Regions from separate parts of the Homo sapiens genome. Here region 2 is linked to region 1. Evidence: read pairs that join two places in POLR2A ChIA-PET (ENCODE). Cell type or tissue: OCI-LY7. All regions are shown on one strand. Each heading gives the region's core, and the rest is flanking DNA. Links, peaks and the distances in the headings are about the cores only.

What was found. ChIA-PET counts read pairs that join two places held together with the same protein. Peaks named below come from ENCODE experiments on the same cell type or tissue, not always from the same donor. Only the 100,000 strongest peaks of a DNase experiment are listed, where the experiment ranks them.
Region 2: POLR2A ChIA-PET joins it to region 1 with 7 read pairs; 4 of 35 experiments call an interaction of 5 or more read pairs at or near these places.

Annotation. Positions count from the first base shown.
Region 1 is chr3:191,292,299-191,297,682 of GRCh38, forward strand. The region is part of intron 4 of UTS2B (urotensin 2B); the gene reads right to left. Among named protein-coding and RNA genes, the nearest start is that of CCDC50, 34 kb to the right of the region's middle. In OCI-LY7, for the core only: a CTCF peak has its summit at 4,370; DNase peaks (open chromatin) are centred at 2,180, 3,333, 3,933 and 4,613; H3K4me3 peaks cover 2,509 bases; H3K27ac peaks cover 3,449 bases.
Region 2 is chr3:191,358,418-191,363,801 of GRCh38, forward strand. It overlaps CCDC50 (coiled-coil domain containing 50), which reads left to right. Exons shown (of 12, transcript NM_178335.3): 4 at 2,652-2,742. Among named protein-coding and RNA genes, the nearest start is that of UTS2B, 31 kb to the left of the region's middle. In OCI-LY7, for the core only: no CTCF peak of the experiment used is centred there; no DNase peak of the experiment used is centred there.

The DNA.
Region 1 (5,384 bases), core at 252-5,251:
AGTGAACAAGTCTTATGCTTCTTTGGTTCAATTTACTCCTAAATATGTTATATTTTTGATGCTATTTCAAGTGGAATTACTTTCTTAATTTTATTTTTTGCGTTGTTCTTTGCTAGGACATGAAATTGTCCTATAATTGATTTTTGCATATTGATCTTTGTATTGATTGATTTTGTATAATTGATTTTTGCATATTGATCTTATATTTTGCAATCTTGCTGAACCCATTTATTAGCTCTGTTTATTTATTTTTTCATAGATTCCTTAGGATTTTGTACATAGAAGATCATGTCAACAAATAGAGACAGTTTTACTCTTTCCTTTTCAATTTGGGTATCTTTTATTTCTTTTTCCTACCTAATTGTCCTGGTTAGAACCTCCAGTACAATGTTGAATAAAAGTGGTGAAAGTGGACCTCTTTGTCTTTTTCTTGAGCTTAGAGGGTAAAGCTTTCAACTTTTACTGTTAAGGATGATGTTAATTCTGGATTTTTTTGTAGCTGCCCTTTACCAGATTGAGGAAGTTCCCTTCAGTTTCTAGTTTGTTGAGTGTTTTTATTATGAAATGCTATTACATTTTGTCAAATGCCTTTTCCCCTCTATTGAGACGACTATAGAATAAAATTCCCCCAGGAGGCAGAAGGTGCAGTGAGCAGGTATCGCACACTGCGCTCCAGCCTGGGCAACAGAGAAAGACCTCGTCTTAAAAAAAAAAAGAATAAAGTTCTCATCCTTTATTCTGTTAATATGTTGTATAACATTGATTAATTTTTGTTTGTTAAATAAACCTTGTATTCCAGGATAAATCTTATTTGGTGATGTTGTGTGTTACTTTTTATATGTTGCTGGACTGTTTACTAGTATTTTATTAGCAACTTTTGCATCTATATTTATAAGAGATGCTCTGTAGTTTTATTTTATATATGTCATTGTCCAGTTTTGATATCAGGGCAATACTGGCCTTGTAGAATGAATTGAAAATGGTCTCTTCTCTTTTAAGTTTTTGAAGAGTTTGTAAAGGATTAGTGTTAATTCTTCCTTAAACATCTGGTAGAATTCAATAGTGAATTCATCTGTTGTTTTATTGTGGGAAGTTATCTTGAAATACTGATTCAACCTTTTTACTTCTATAGATCAATTCTATTTCTTCTTAATTTGGATTTGCTAATTTTTGTCTTTCTAAGAATTTATCCATTCCATATAGGTTTCTAATTGTTGGCATTCAATTATTCATAATATTCCTTTGTAACTATTTTGTCTCTGTAAAGTTGGCAGTAATATCCCCAAACTTGAAATTTGATTATATTTTTTAAATCTGTAAATATTCTGTCTCATCTTTATTAAGAAGAGCCATGAGATATACAGACATTTCATCCAGAAGGGGCTTTGATCTAGTGGATGAGCATGGCAGCAGGAATTTTCAAACATAAACATGCTATAATGTGGAAGTTTAGTCTATTTTCAAGCAGTATCTTCAATAGTGGTTGAGAACATGAAAGATGCCTAAGTAGAAGTGAGGGCCTGGTGCAGTGGCTCACGCCTGTAATCCCAGCACTTTGAGAAGCCGGGGGTGGGGGAGTCGGGGCGGATCTCCTGAGGTCAGGAGTTCAAGACCAGCCTGACCAACATGGAGAAACCCTGTCTCTACTAAAAATACAAAATTAGCCGGGCGTGGTGACACACGCCTGTAATCCCAGCTACTCGGGTGGCTGAGGCTGGAGAATCGCTTGAACCTGGGAGGGGGAGGTTGCGGTGAGCCAAGATCGCGCCATTGCACTCCAGCCTGGGCAACAGGAATGAAAACCCATCTCAAAAAAACAAAAACAAAAACAAACAAACAAACAAACAAAGTGAGTAGGGGATTTTGGTCCAGCCTGAGGATTTCAAGTCAAGGATTAGACATACCGTTCTACCCTTGTATCACATGATGGAAAATAAAACATTATTTAGAATCATTACCTAAGGGGAAACCACTGAGCAAGGATTCAACTGAAATATAAAGGCCCTGGTAATAGGAAGAGAGCAAAAACTGGATTCAAACTCCAGGGTCTATTAGAAGACGCAAATTTAAATTAGCAGTGCCTTTGTAAGAAAAAAAACTCTCTAAGCCTAAGCATGTTGTAAGCAGCAGGAAACCAGACTCTCAGAATTAAGACCAGAGAAAAAAACTGTCAAGAAAATGATTTGTGACTCCATTTAAAGGGTGGACTCCTTGGCCAACAGGAGCTATGAGCTATGATAAATGTCCATGTTGTCACTTACTTTCTTCAGCTTCCAGGGTGATGGTAGTTCTAGAAAAGGTCCATCCTATCAAGGATCAGGGTCTCTTATATGTATTCTTCCAATCTTCTCAGGAGCTTTTATATTATCAATTCCTTTTATAGCTTGCATCTTTAATCTCTCTCTCTACATAATTTTCCCAAGTATCACTAAAAAAAAAAAAAATCTTGACCAGGCATGGTGGCTCATTTCTGTAATCCTAGCCCTTTGGGAGGCAGAGGCTGGTGGATCACCTAAGGCCAGTAGTTCGAGACCAGCCTGAACAACATGGTAAAATCCCATCTCTACTAAAAATACAAAAACAGTAGCCGGGCATGTTGGCAGGCGCCTGTAGTCCCAGCTACTCAGGAGGCTTAGTTATAAGAATCGCTTGATCCTGGGAGATTGAGCTTCCAGTGAGCTGAGATCGCGCCACTGCACTCCAGCCTGGGTGACAGAGTAAGACTCCGTCTTAAACAACAACAACAACAACAACAAACTTTTTGTCTTCCATCTTAAAACAAAACAAAACACCAAATAAGTTTTATTAGGACACTCATATAATCTTCTACCTACTATGTCTAGTCTTTCCATCCCATTCAGGCCAAACTTCCTAAAATAATTTTCTGCCTCTAATACTTTTCACATGTTTACTCTTCAATCCCTTTGAATCTCACTTTCATCTTTCCCTTCACTGAAATACTAAAATAGCCCTTTCTAAAAATCTTATTGCTGCTAAATCCAATAAGCACTTGTCTGTCCTCATTTTCCTGGGTATCTCTGCAGTGTCTCCATTGCTGACAACGACCTGCTCCTTGGAAAACTCCCTAGTTTTCTTTTTTTCTCCTACTTTCCTGGTTATACTTTTTCGGCTTCTTTTAGCATTTCCTCTTTCTCTGACCTTTAAAAGATGAACTTTCTCAGGGTTTGATTCTAGATTTTCTTTTATTATCATGCTTTGATATATTCCTAGTAGATACATGGGTTTAATTACCTTCTACATGTCAGTGACTCCAAAAGTTATACCTCTCTCCCCACCTCTTTTGTACCACACCTGTGCATCCAAAGACACTTTCCCACCTGGTTTTCTTACAAGGCTTCTCAACCATGTCACAAACTGAACTACTCATCTTTACCCTAATGTATCATTTATTTTTCAGTATTCACTGTCTTAGAAAATGGCATGACCATTTACCCAGTAATTCATTGAAGAAACTCTTTCCTCTCTGTTGCGTCTTCTTTTCCAATCAATCACAAAGTCATCAATTAAGTCTCTTAAATACTTCTCAAACCTTTCACTCCTTCTATCTTACTTGCTCCCTAGATCAAGAAAGCATCATCTTAAACACCTGCACTGCTGAAATACCCTCAATAAGAAGTCTCATGTTCACTGTTTCTCCCCTTCATTCTCCAAAAGCTGTTAATCTTTTGGAAATGTAATTATCAGTCTGTAATACTACCATTTAAAATCCTTCAACTGTTTTCCATTACCCATAGATAAATATTGCGAGTCATAACATGATCTAGAAAATCCTACATTACCCGCCTTCACCCACCTCTCAATCTCATCTGTATCTGTCTTCCCCTTTTCACAATTCAACCACAAATACCCTTCTTTCAGTTCTTCAAAAATGTCAAGCAACTTTCTGCCACAAGGACTTTGCACCTGCAGGGAGGCATACTCCCCTTCCCCAACTTACACACACTCACACACACACATACACACACATACACACATACTCCATTTTAAGCCTCAATTAAAGTTGTGGCTTCTTCAACAAAATCTCCCCTGATTTCTCCAGATTAAGCAGGTCATCCTGTCAGAGCCTTTCACTCCACTGTGTACATTTCCTCAACAGCTCATATCTCAACCGTAAATCAATTACTCTATGTTTTTGTACAGTGTTTCTCTCCATTGCACTACAAGCTTCAATATGCCACTGTGTATATTTACCTTGTTCATGACTGTGAACATACGGTTACTATCTCCAGTAACCACAATTCCTGGCCCATAATTGTTTGCCCAGAAATATCTAATAATTAAACAAATGAATAAAGAAATAGAGTAAGAGAACACTTGTGGTTCTGTTTGTGCTTCCATGTCTCTCCTTATAAAATTATTTCAAACCCCACCTGCTGGAGGGAAGTCTGATTATTTTACACACAAAATAGGTCTTTCTTAAGGAAAGCGGGAGGCTGAGTGTCTCCAAAATTAGGCAGGCCTGGGAATTTCAAATCCAGAATCTCATTGCCTAGAGGAAAAGATAGCAAGAGAAATCCAAGGCTGGCATATTTAGCTGGTTTTCTCCTAAATGGAGGAAATAACTGGCATTGAGCAAGTGAGGTAGAGAGGAATCAAACATGACTGTGGTTATTTGATAGGCAAATTAACTAAAAACAGATGAACACCTCAATGCATTCATAGAACAGGCAATAAACTGTAATGATGCTTATTGCGCTTGGGAAACAATGTCAACATCTGTGAGAAAGAAAAAAAAACCTTTTCTTTAAATGAGAATCTCTTCAAATGAAGAGCCTTCCTATAACTTCTGTGCCTTTTCTCCTTGTGTGTGTCTTTTGGATTTGAACTGTGGATTATCCTAAAAGTTTTGTCCCTGAGGGGTATCTGACTCATAGAGTAATATTAATACTTCTGTCCTTGGCCACTTTCTTAACTTTATTCTTATTAGGAACTAATTTCTTGAGTCTCATCTGCTCTTCTCTCACACTCATTTCAGCTTTTTCTTTTCTTTTACCCTGATAGCTGGTTTAGACCTTTCCTCACTGTTCAGTAGAGAGAGGAGAATGCTTTCAAGAGACCATTTCTTTGTTCACACAATTCCCCTTGTCTAGAAGATCTTTATACTTCATTTAGCCTACCTGGTAAACTCATTATTTTAAAAATGTGAGATCCAAGGTCATATTTTCCAAAAATAATTCCTTGATTCTCTTTTTAGGACAAAATTAATTGCCTCTTCTTTCATATTCTTGTAGCATAATATAATGTGTTATTTTACCTGTTGCAATATATTTGTTAGTAATTAAGTCAAAGTGTAGGTCTCCCTCTAAATTCTGGGTGGCCTGAGGACAAGGATAGTAATGCCTCATTTTTCATTGCACTACACA
Region 2 (5,384 bases), core at 53-5,052, 66 kb after region 1:
AACATGCGGATAATAATCTCTGTCCCCTCTGCCTCATAGTTTCTTTGGGGGATCCAGTGAAATAGTGGACATCAAATAACTTTATGGGTTGTATTGGTTCCTTTACTATGTTCTAGCTGTGTTTGCCGCTCTTACTTTCCTTGCTTTTCAGTACATAGCAGAATGTTCTGAAAAGCTCTGAAGTGTAGACTCAGTTTTTTTCATAACTTCAGTGTCTGACAAAAGTTCTCTCTAGTAGCCTCCTTTAACACACAGATAAACGGAAATGATTATTTCTCAGGTTTCTTTTGGCACAGTGACTTTTATTCTGTTTCAGTGTTATAAAGCTCCCAGGATACATTTCTTCTTTGAGAGTGGCTCTTACATCCTAAATCTTTAATGTGGGTAGATTTAACCACAGATACTGTGTTGAGGAGGAAGGGGTAAAGGAAAAATGGAAGGAACCCCTTAATTTACTTCAGTGTCATATTCAGGTAAAAAGGAAAGCCAGTCATTTTTGCTAACTTATAGGAAGGGTTTGTCTTTCTGTTTATTATTTGTAGAGAGGACTTTATTAATCATTTTGTTAAGCTTCCCTTATTTTGTAAATAAACACTTTTATTGATTCATGCTAAATCTGGCACCATGAAAGGAGACCAGAGATATGAATAAGACAGCTGTTGCCTTTAAGGGCCTCAGGAAAACACCTTGAGCATTGTGTATCTAGAGATACGTGCATGAGTCACAGAGAATTGAAATGTAAATTTCAGGCCTATTTAGAGAGAAGAGACTGGGAAAAGCTTCACAAGACGATGTGTTTAATCTGAAACTTGAAGGTTAATTAGAAGTTTATAGTGATGGGGAAAACCATTCTAGCCAGAAGGAGCAGCATGCATAAGGGCAGGAGGTAAGAGGACTTGGAATCAATCTCACGTTAGCTGCAAGAAGTTCAGTGTTGCTGGAGTGGAGAGTGTATTTACAGGCAGAAGTAGGAAGTGAGGCCAGGAAAGTAGTCAAAAGCTGGATCAAAAGGGTCACGATAAGTTATGTTAAAGATTTCAGGTTTTGTAGATTTTAAATTATAAGGAATGGAGAACCTTTGAAGTAGTTTCAGATTTTCATTTTGGGATCTATTCTGTAGACTAGGTGGGTAAAGGCTTGGAGTGGGCAAGATTTGAAGGCAGCTGTTGAGCAATGGTCAAATTAAGAGATGGTGAGGCTTGAATGAGGACAGTGGTGACAGAGAGGAAGGAGATGATGAGGCCTAAATTGAAGGTCATGGTAATGGAGATGTAAAGAGGAGGAGAGATATTTGAGATGTTATGAGGCTCAGTGTCACAGGTTAAGGTGAGAACCAAAGCTAGAATGTTCTAGAGTTCTAAATTCATTGCCCTTTACATTATTCACAATTCTCTGTTAGAAAGGCCAGTTCTGAGGTTGATGCAGATGTTTAAAATCCTGAATTAGGTTAATAACAGTATAATGAGCTTTTTCAGAAATTATCAAGACAAACCACTCAAATATAAATCAGGAGTAGAGAGTGATATTTTATAGGTCCTAAAGGAGAGAAGAACCGGGTATTATATTTCTGCCTGAGACTTCAAGGTTTTGAAATTGTTCCTGGATGAAATAAGTAAGCTAGAAGGGAAGTCTTTCAGTTCACTCCCTGGCAATTTTAATAGCTGTACATCTTGGGAAGGATGAAATGCTGCAGTTTTCATTGAACTGGAACCTTTTATTCAGTCTGGATACCCGGGCTGCCGTAAGTCAGGATTACCGCTTGTTTACTACTGCTTTCTCAGTTTCGCTTTCCCAGGAGTCTGTATAATTAGCTGACTGAACCAGAGATGGTACTTCTTGGAAATATGGTTTGAAATCATTAAACTCAGATGAAGCTTCACTTATTTATTTTCTGTACCAGGAGATACATCTTCTGTGTCACTTGTGACCTTTAACACTTCATTTGGGTTTGCCTTCTCTACGGTGCTTCTACTTTCTTCCCACTTATTATCACATCCAATGTAGTTATTAGTCAATTAATTCTATACAGATTTTACATTAATTTGGGAGGTTCAGGTAGAGGCTTGAATGAAGACAGAGGCTTTTGAAAACTAAGTCCGTGATTTTGTGTATGATTCTTAATTATTACAATGAGTGAAGGAAAAGAAGAAATATAAATAGCAATTGGTCTGAGTAGATTTTTGTTTATTTTCATTTCTTTGGTTTGAATAGATAAGAATACTATGATATTAGACCTGTAATGTGAAGTTACTAAGTGTACACTTTTTTATAGCTTATAACATGGCATGACAGAGAATGATTTGTGGTTATTAGTGGTAGAGGCAGGACCGTCAAACAGGCCCCAGTGGGGTGAAGTGATAGGTGGTATAGAAGAGGTGTGGAGTTTTCCATTGTTGGGTGTGATGATCAGATTCCAGTTCTACCACATATTTTCGTTGTGATCTTGAGAAAATGATGCAACTTCCCTGGACCTTAGTTTTCTCATCTGTAAATGTGACCGTGTCAGCCTCTTTGCATCTTTATCTTGAAGATAAAGTGAGAAAAATAATGTACTTCTCATATAGTGAGTATTCAATAAATTGTATTTATTACTTTTAGGAAATACATTATTTTTTATTTTCCTTATTCATGTTTTCACCTTTGCTTTTTAGTGAACAACAAGACTGTGAAATTGCTCAGGAAATTCAGGAGAAGCTGGCTATTGAGGCAGAGAGACGACGCATTCAGGAGAAGAAGGATGAGGTATAACTTAGTTACTGCCCCTCTCCCTCATGGAGAAAGGGGTGCTCAGCTTTAGAGCAAAAACTTTCTGTAGGTCACGGGCTCAATGAAGGGTTTCTGAATGGGAAGCAGAATGCCTCTTATTTGGGCTGCATTTTCCTCTGTGGACCATGATTTATAGCCTCTTGATTATGTAAATGGTAAAAGTCTTGAGAGATAATGGATAATTTCACATATGATGTGAGTTAGTTTCCTATGACTGCCGTTACAAATTACTCTGCAAACTTGGCTTAACAGAAATTTATTGTCTTAGAGTTCTGGAGGCTAGAAGTCTAAAATCTGAAGTGTTGGCAGGGTCACGCTACCTCTTGGGAAGGATCCTTCCTTGCCTCTTCCTAGCTCCTGACTCCTGGCAATCTTTGGCATTCCTTGGCTTGTATCTGCATCACTTCAGTCTCTGCCTCCATTGTCACATGGCTTTATTCTCTGTCTGTATCTTTGTGTCTTCTTGTCTTCCTGCAAGGACATCAGTCATTGAATTGAGGACTCACCCTAATCCAGTATGACCTCAGCTTAACTAATTACATCTGCAAAGACTGTTTCCAAATAAGGTCACATTTTGAGGTTTGGATAGAAATGAATTTAGAGAGGGCACACTATTCAGCTTACTACAAGGTGTCTGTCCCTGGGTTGTTCTTGCAGCATTAGAGAGAGCAGACTTTTGAGTGGGGCCTGCACAGGAGCCAGGGAGTAGTCCTTGGGAGAGGCCAGGAGCAGGCATTGCTCTCGTTCTTTCTCTTTTTCTTAAAGGTTTCCCTTTCCTCTGATCTGTTGGTTAAAAAAAACTAATCAGTTTGATTCTGTATATATTTTTAAGTCATAGTGTTTTTAAGGCTGAAAATGACTAAAATTACTAATAGTGTTTGGTTTGTGAGAAGACTTGAATTTACCATCAGCTATTATTTCCTTTTGTGTTATTATTTTCAGCCCTTTTTTTAAATTATTTTTTGACAGTGTTTTGCTCCATCACCCAGGGTGGAGTGCAGTGGTGTGATCTTACTGCAATCTCCGCCTCCCAGGCTTAAGTGATCCTCTCTGCCTCTTGAGTAGCTGGGACTACAGGCACACGCGCCCACACTTGGCTAATATTTAAACATTTTTTTTTTTGTAGAGACGAGGTCTCACTATGTTGCCCAGGCTGGTTTCAAACTCCTGTGCTCAAGCTGTCTTCCTGCCTCAGCCTCCCAAAGCACTGGAATTACTGGCATGAGCCCCTGTGCCCAGCTTAGTTTCAGCACTTCTTATGAACAATTTATTTCATTTTACATCATTTCTATGCTACCCTGCTTTCACACCTGTTATGCTGTACTTGGTCACTGTCTTGATTTATAATAGAGAAGCAAATGATTTATTATTTTTAATAGTTGGATAACAATATGGTTTGTTAAGCACCCAGAAACACTTTCGAGGGTTATAAGCATGGTGTTAATTACATAAACTGAAACTACACTGGGCAAACTGGCACTTATGATCATCATGTTAAATAGATATGATCAGGGTCATCAGTAAACAGCCTACATACACTGCTACTCCTACTGAGCCACTCTTGTTCCTGTAAGACTTCTGTTCAATGCCAGATGAATGTGAAACACCTGGTATGAGAGTATTGAGTTGTTTCTTCAAGAAACAAATCATGATCATGTGATAATCAGAGCTGCAAGTAAAAATTAGGGATTATTTTTGATACTTCCTGTAATACACAGGAGGCGCTTTCTTAGTATTTAATGTGTTGCCTCTTTATAGTGAAGACTTTGCTTTGGGGATGACACTGGGAACTAAAAGAAGTGATTATATTTTGTAGACAGGAAAGCTTCTATTTAAAAAATACCAGAGTAGTGAAGTTGGCTTCTTATAAATGCTACTGCTGTCCTGTGGGGTTTTTTTTTTTTCTCCGTTTAGAGAAAAACAGGATAGAAAGAGAAAATAAAACACTTTATTTTAATTATGTAGAATCTAAATAGTAATCATAGTAAGTAATCTCATGGTAATACTATATAAAATTAGCAGTTTAGTGATTAACTCCATTTTTCGGATGTAGAAATTAAGTATTAAAGAAGTAAGTGACTGATTCCAAGTTATAAAATGCTAGAGAAATGTCTGTACAATTCAGGTCTCCTGACTGCTTCTGACTTAGACATACTGTGGTATACATGAAACATGTGGACTTTGGAGTTACACTCACCTGGGTTTGAATTTTAGCTCATTAACTATTTAGCTTGGTGATTTTCAGCACCGCCCTTAACCACGCAGAACCTCAGGTTCCGAAATGGGTTGAGTCATAGTAGTTGTGCATACCCTAAAGGGCTGTTGTGAGGTAAATGAGATCAGGTACTTGGGGCACCTGGTACATGTTAAATTTATAATTGCCCTTTCCTTGATTTCTGTTATAGAGAGATATGTGCTGCCTAGGGCAAAATTAAACAGGCTTAAGTGTGTTTCAGTATGGTGTGATTTGAGAGGTCCTCAAGCGTTTACACACGTGTCATTACAGGTCTCCCACTAGCTTGCCCTCAGTAGAGTGGAAAAGTTAAATGAGAAATCCAGTTGTATAGGTGTGTTGACCAGACAAGCCTATATAAACTTCATTCAGACTTTTTGACTTT